2 separate regions of the Mus musculus genome follow, and region 2 is linked to region 1. A link is a contact called in ENCODE POLR2A ChIA-PET data. All regions are on one chromosome and are shown on one strand. Each heading gives the region's core, a stretch centred on a gene start or an enhancer-like site at or near the end of the contact. The rest is flanking DNA. Distances are from core to core; before and after follow the strand shown. Region 1 holds the start of Nicn1 (nicolin 1). Region 2 holds the start of Usp4 (ubiquitin specific peptidase 4 (proto-oncogene)).

Region 1 (3,386 bases), core at 249-2,748:
TCTTCCCACCACACATACACAAAGAGAGGGTGCCTCTGTGTAGTCTTGGCTGTCCTGAAACTTGCTCTGTAGACCAGGCTGACCTCAAAACTCAGAGAGATCTACCTACCTCGGCCTCCTGAGTGCTGGGATTAAAGTGTGTACCACCACTGCTAGGTTTAATTTTAAGCTATGTGTACGCAATGCACAAGGGGCTGTGTAGGGGTATGTACACATAAGTTCAAATTTCCCTAGAGGCCAGAAGAGAGCATTTAAGTTACAGGCATTCATTGGAGCCTGATGGGAGTTTTGGGAACTAAACTTCATTCTCTGGAAAAGTAGCAGGGGCTTTTAACTGCTAAGCCATCTCTCCTGCTGCATGGACTGAAATTCCTGACCATACACCTCAGATTCTTTAATGTTCCCAAATGCCTCAATATAAAATGTAAAAGGAAAACTTGGTAGGTTGGCATGATAACACATACCTTTAATCCCAGAATTATGGAGGCAGATGGATCTCTCTGAATTTGAGGTTTGCTTCATCTACATCTGTAGTGAGATCTTGTCTCAAAAAATAAACAAATCCCAAACCAAGTATTTGCCTCTTCTCCGGTCAATCAATTTATTGACTGTTTTGCTTTTTTTTTTTTTTTTTTTTTTTTTTTTTTTTAGCTAGGGCCTCACATAGCCCAAGCTAACCTGAAACCTACTACATTCATGAGATTAGCCTTGAACCTCTGATCTTACCGATTCTGCTTCTACCTTCCAAGTGCTGGGTTAACTAAAGTGTCACCAATGCCTGGCATTTTATTTCTTAACTAAATTTTACAATTTTGGTGGGATTACAGGAGTGAATCAATACCTTGTGACCCCACTTTGTTTGTTTGTTTGTTTGTTTTTGAGACAGGACTGGCTTGGAACTCTCTTTGTAAATCAGATTGGTTTTAAACTCTCAGTGATTCACCTGCTTCTGACTCTGCCTCCTCAATGTTGGGATTAAAGGCTTGCACCAATATACCTGATCTGGTTTGTAGTTTTAAAAATACCATAGTTCCGAGGTCAGGAAAAGGTGCCATATCCCTTAAGTTGCCATATACCTCGGGTTGTACCCAGATGGATCTTGTGGATGCTATGGAGAAATAATTCCTTTGTGTAACATCCTTGGCTGTCCTGGAACTCTCTGTAGACCAGACTGGCTTCGAACTCGGAGACCTGCCTGCCTTTGCCTCCCAAGTGCCGGGATTGAAAGCGAGTGACACTAAACGCCTGATTGTTTTATACATCTTAACCTAATAAAGTAGCAGAATTTAAGTGAGGGATAAGACAGCCCAAAGCATTCTGGATCCTTTGGATAAAGAACGGCTCGACGGTTGCCCGGAGCAGCCCGGGAGGGACTTACAGACGCGAGGATGATTGGTTGAAGAAGAACTTCCGTTGACATTTCCGACTCTTGACCCGCCCTGATCATCGGTGATTGGCTGAACTGTTACAAACGTTATGTGGCCTGGGAGTTGTAGTTCTTTTGGTTGATAAGGGACGCCAATAAGAGCTAGTGGTTGGATGGAGACTGTGAGCGGTGATTTTGCTTGGTTGTAATCTCCCAAATCATGTCCCGTGTGTTGGTGCCCTGTCATGTGAAAAGCACTGTAGCCCTGCAAGTGGGCGACATGAGGACCTCTCAAGGTCGGCCTGGCGTGCTGGTCGTCGATGTCACTTTTCCCAACATCGCGCCTTTCGAGGTGAGCAACCCCCCATATAAGCGATCAAGGCTTCTGGGCGGGGAATACCTAGTAACTTGGGCGTTTCCTAGGCATTTACACAGCTTCTACAGTGTCTCTTGCTTTTGCGAATTGGGCCTATTCAGAAGCATTTACAGTCTTTATTAATAAGCTTTATTAAATAGACTAGAGTTTCCCGTCCTATCCTCTTCAGCATCTCTTCCCAGTGCCCAGGATATCACTGGAACTACAATTTGAATCTCAGTACAAGTGAGAGGATATTTGATTTCGGCCGTAGCTGCAATCGTCAAACAATGATGCAAACGTACCATTCCAGTGGCCCCTGCCACAGGTCAGGTGCAACCTAGCCTTCATCTAGGTCCTCCTGGTGACTTGTTTCCAATCCCTAGTTGTTCTTCCATTTCAACTGACAGTGACAGGGCGTTGCATGACCTCAACACAGGACAAAGGCTACCTCTAATGGCATAGCATCCTTCCCTTACCCACCCTCTTGGCTCTATGTGCTTTGTATTACAATATGTCATTCTCTCGCAAGATGTTGCTTCCCAACAATCTGGGGAAACCTAGTTAATTGATCCGACCCTGGAAAATCTGAGTCAGTGTGTTTGAGGTGGATCTTTGACATCTATATTTTTATTTACTTATTTAATATTTTTATTTTAAAAAAGCTTTATTTTAAATCTATGAGTGTTGTTTTTGCATGTCTGCATATATACCTTGTGCATGGCTGGTACTAGTAGAGGCCAGAAAAAGGTTCTGAATCCTCTGGAACTGGAGTTATGAACAGCTGTGAGGTGCCGTGTAGGTGCTGGGAACCAAACCTGGTCCTCTGCAAGAGCACCAAGTACTCTTCATTGCTGAGCCATCTCTCTAGTCCTGATATCTGTGCTTTTGTGTGTTTTGTTTTGTTTTGTTTAAGTTCCATAGGTGATGCTGGTGTGCATCGAGATGGAAACTACTGCTATGGCAGTTGGTACTCTAGGCTCCCCAAACCCCTCCAGTGCAGGATCCTACTATTCTTCTTTTTTGCTGTTGCTTTTTGTTTTTCGAGACAGGGTTTCTCTGTGTAGCCCTGGCTGTCCTGGAACTCACTCTGTAGACCAGGCTGGCCTCAAACTCAGAAATCTGCCTGCCTTTGCCTCCCAAGTGCTGGGATTAAAGGCGTGGGCCACCACTGCCCGGCCCTACTATTATTCTTTTTTTTTTTTTTAAAGATTTATTTATTGTTATATGTAAGTACATGGTAGCTGTCTTCAGACACACCAGAAGAGGGCGTCAGATCTCATTACAGATGGTTGTGAGCCACCATGTGGTTGCTGGGATTTGAACTCAGGACCTTCAGAAGAGCAGTTAGTGCTCTTAACAGCTGAGCCATCTCTCCAGCCCTCTTTTGTTGTTGTTGTTGTTGTTTGTTTGTTTGTTTTACGAGACAGGGTTTCTCTGTGTAGCCCTGGCTGTCCTGGAACTCACTCTGTAGACCAGACTGACCTCGAACTCAGAGATCTGCCTGCCTCTGCCTCCTGAGTACTGGGATTAAAGGTGTGCGCCACCACGCCCAGTTCCTACAATTATTCTTATTCTGGTCTAAATCTGCTAATTCTGAGAGAGAGATGGAGAGAACTTCTGCTAGTACCAGGCTAAAGGACATACTCAGGTTCTCTCACTCTG
Region 2 (3,386 bases), core at 253-2,752, 57 kb after region 1:
GGAGGCAGAGGCAGGCGGATTTCTGAGTTCAAGGTCAGTCTGGTCTACAGAGTGAGTTCCAGGACAGCCAGGGCTACACAGAGAAACCCTGTCTCGAAAAAAAAAAAACCGAAACAAAACAGGATTTGCCTGAAAAGCAAAAGCTCACCAGTTGCCCGGGCATCTCCACAGATGGCTTTCTACCATGCTTTTAAACCTGTTCCAGAGCAAGATTTTCAAGACTTGCAATCTTTTCTTTTTCTTCTTCTTCTTCTTCTTCTTCTTCTTCTTCTTCTTCTTCTTCTTCTTCTCCTTCTCCTTCTCCTTCTCCTTCTCCTTCTCCTTCTCCTTCTCCTCCTCCTCCTCCTCCTCCTCCTCCTCCTCCTCCTCCTCCTCCTCCTTCTCCTTTTCTCCTTCTCCTTCTCCTTTTCCTTCTTCTCCTCCTCCTCCTTCTTCTCCTCCTTCTCCTCCTCCTTCTCCTCCTTCTCCTTCTTCTTCTTCTTCTTCTTCTTCTCCTCAAGACAGGGTTTCTTGTAGCCTTGGTTGTCCTAAAATTCTCTCTGTAGACCAGGCTGGCTTCGAATTCAGAGATCTGCCTACCTCTGCCTCCTGAGTGCTGGGTTAAAAGCCTGTGCCATCACCGCCCGGAAGAAAACGGAATCATTGTTTCAGGAAAAAATTAAGATGCCTGGACCTCTGTCGGCTTCGGTGGTTGCTACTCTCTCCTTGACCTGGATGGCTGACAGGATACAAAGTTGTTTAAGACAACTTTGTTTTTTGCGTCTATTTATGACTTTATTTTTGTTTTTTGCAGGTGTGGTGATGTATGCTTTTAATCCCAGCACTCTGGAGAAAAGGGCAAATGGGCCTAAATTCGAGACTAGCCTAGATTACATAAACAGCTCCAGGACAGCAGCTAGAAGAAACCTGTCCCAAACAAACAACAAATTTCACTATTGTGTGCCTGTTTGGCGAACGCGTGCCACAGTGTCTGTGTCGAGAACAAAGGACAACTTTAAAGAGTCAGTTTTCTTTTTCCACTTTTACACGGGTTCTGGGGATCAAACCCAGTTGTCACCCACGTAGCCATCGCGCCGGCCCTTGTTTGAAACAACTATTAATGGCTGGACCACACCGGACAGTCCAGATCTCAATGCGTCCGTGTGCACTTGGCTACAGGGGCTGCCGAGGCAGTAAATTCAATCTCGCATTTAGGCAGTCTTGCTGAAAGCCGCATGGAACCGAGTGGAAACAAGAAAAGCAAGCGGCAGGCTCCTCCTGCACGGATTTAGCATCAGGCTAACCTCACAGGCCAGGATGGAGCGAGTGACTGATGGGTCGAGGGCGGGCCAGCAGTCAGATCGCAGGAGCCGCTCAGACACGGGTGGATGTGGCCGCCGCCTCTGGGCGTCCAGCCTGCTTCTGTCCGCTTCGGCTCCGGAGGGGGCGGGGGGGGGTTAACAGCGCGTGGGGGCGGGGAGAAGAGGCGAAAGTCGACGGCGGTGCCGGGCGCGCGCACGTGCGTGGTTACGTGCGTGCGTGGGCGCGGCCCATAGCACGCCGTGCGCTAGGCGGATGTCCGGGCCGGCTGGGCCGGGGCGGCGGACGAGATGGCGGAAGGCCGGGGCAGCCGTGAGCGACCGGATGTGGAGACCCAGAAGACGGAGCTCGGAGCCTTGATGGGGACCACGCTCCAACGTGGGGCGCAGTGGTGAGCGTCCGCCCTGCCCTCCTGCGGCGCAGAGCGTCTAGCCGGCTCGCTGGCCCTCAGGCCGGACCTCTGTCCTCAGTTTTAGGTGGAGGCGGGCCGGGGGCGGTGCCTGGAGTCTGAAAGAGTGGCTTGACAGCGGCCGCTGATGAAAGAAACCCCGGGATCAGCTGGGGGACAGCGCTGACAGGCGTGGGGTTTGTCCCGGTCCATTCGGATTCACAGTAGTCTTGGACCGGCGGGGACAGGGGGTGTAGAATATAGAAAAGGGGGCGCGCTGGGGTCGGCGGGAGCGGGAAGGTGGGGGAAAGCACTTAACCACCGAAGACTTGGGCGCTTGATGGTGACCTTGGTGGGGGAAGTTTCCACCCCTTACACACCTCCGATCCTTAACAATTAAAACCTCGGTAGCAATTTGTGGCTTAGGACGCTCCTGGCGTGGAGAGAGGATCCGAAGTGGATACTTTGTAACTTGTAAACTGTGATACTTTGTAACTTGTAAACCGTGGGACAGGATTCAAAGCCAAAAACTAGAAGCCAGTTGTCAGATGGTCCGGGACAATTGTAGCAGTAGTTAGATGTAAGAGTGGGAGGGGAGGGGAAGGGAGGGGAGCTTGACTCCTGGAGCAAAATAGAAGATCGAAAGTTACAAGACTTTGCCAGGCACGCTGGCATATGCTTTATTGGTTTGCAGGAGCAGAGGCTGTAGGATTGCTGTAGGTTCAGGGCTGGTCTCATACAGTGAGCAGCACCCCCCCCCCAAAAAAAAAGTTCCAGGTTTACTAGAGCAGATTCAAATATGAGGCCTCTTAAGAGATTGTTAACTAGAAGGGATTGTACTCCCCAGTCGGGGAGAAATGCCTGGGTGGTGCTGCTGTGTAGGAGTCAAATAATAGGGTAGGTTTCTCATTGATTATGACCAATATGAGGACTGAAAAAGAGAACAGAACTTATGTGTTTGGGGTGTGGTCTAGGTGTAGTTTATGGTGTTTAAATTGAGCCAGTGAAAGGCCAGACAAATAGAGAGAGGTACTTTAGAAATTCTGCAAAGGGATGACACAGAAAGAATATTCAGGTTGGTCTGGATGCTCATGCCTGTAGTCTTAGTCCTGGAGGAGTATTGCTGCCAAATTTCAGGGCCAACCTCAGTGACATAGTAAAAGCCTTGTCTCAAAAAAAAAAAAAAAATGGTGGTGGGTAATGTGATTAATAACTTAGTAACATAGTTTTACTTGTAGAAAGAGTCCATTTGAAATGATTGCTCATGGGCTGGTGAGACTGCTCAGCATCTGAGAACTTAGATTATTCTTGCAGTGCCTGAGTCTGAGGCCCAGCACTCGGGTTTGGTGCCTCCCTGCCATCTGTAACTCAAGCTCCAGCTCCAGGGATAGCAACTCCCCTGACCTCCGTGGGCACTGGGAGTCATGCTCAAACTCAGGCACATAACCAAAGCATAATTAAAAAGAAAAACTCAGCCCAGGAGCGGTGGCACACATCTTTAGTCCCAGCGCTTGGGAGGCAGAGGCAGGTGGATCTCAGAGTTTGAGGCCAGCTCAGTCTACAGACAGGACAGACAGAGAAACCATGTTTCGAAAAACTGAAATAAATTAAATCCTAACTAGGCATAGTGTCACACAACTTTAATCCCAGCCTCTGGGAGGCATACACAGGTGGATCTCTCTAGTTCAAGGCTATCCTG

What was found. ChIA-PET counts read pairs that join two places held with the same protein, here RNA polymerase II (POLR2A).
Region 2: POLR2A ChIA-PET joins it to region 1 with 17 read pairs in Patski. The contact joins the promoter of Usp4 here to the promoter of Nicn1 in region 1. POLR2A ChIA-PET finds 5 or more read pairs at or near these places in 4 of 5 experiments (Patski and embryonic stem cell).

What each region holds. Positions count from the first base shown.
Region 1 is chr9:108,288,945-108,292,330 of GRCm38, forward strand. It overlaps Nicn1 (nicolin 1), which reads left to right and starts at 1,499. Exons shown (of 6, transcript NM_025449.4): 1 at 1,499-1,718. The coding sequence starts at 1,587.
Region 2 is chr9:108,346,329-108,349,714 of GRCm38, forward strand. It overlaps Usp4 (ubiquitin specific peptidase 4 (proto-oncogene)), which reads left to right and starts at 1,503. Exons shown (of 22, transcript NM_011678.2): 1 at 1,503-1,690. The coding sequence starts at 1,590.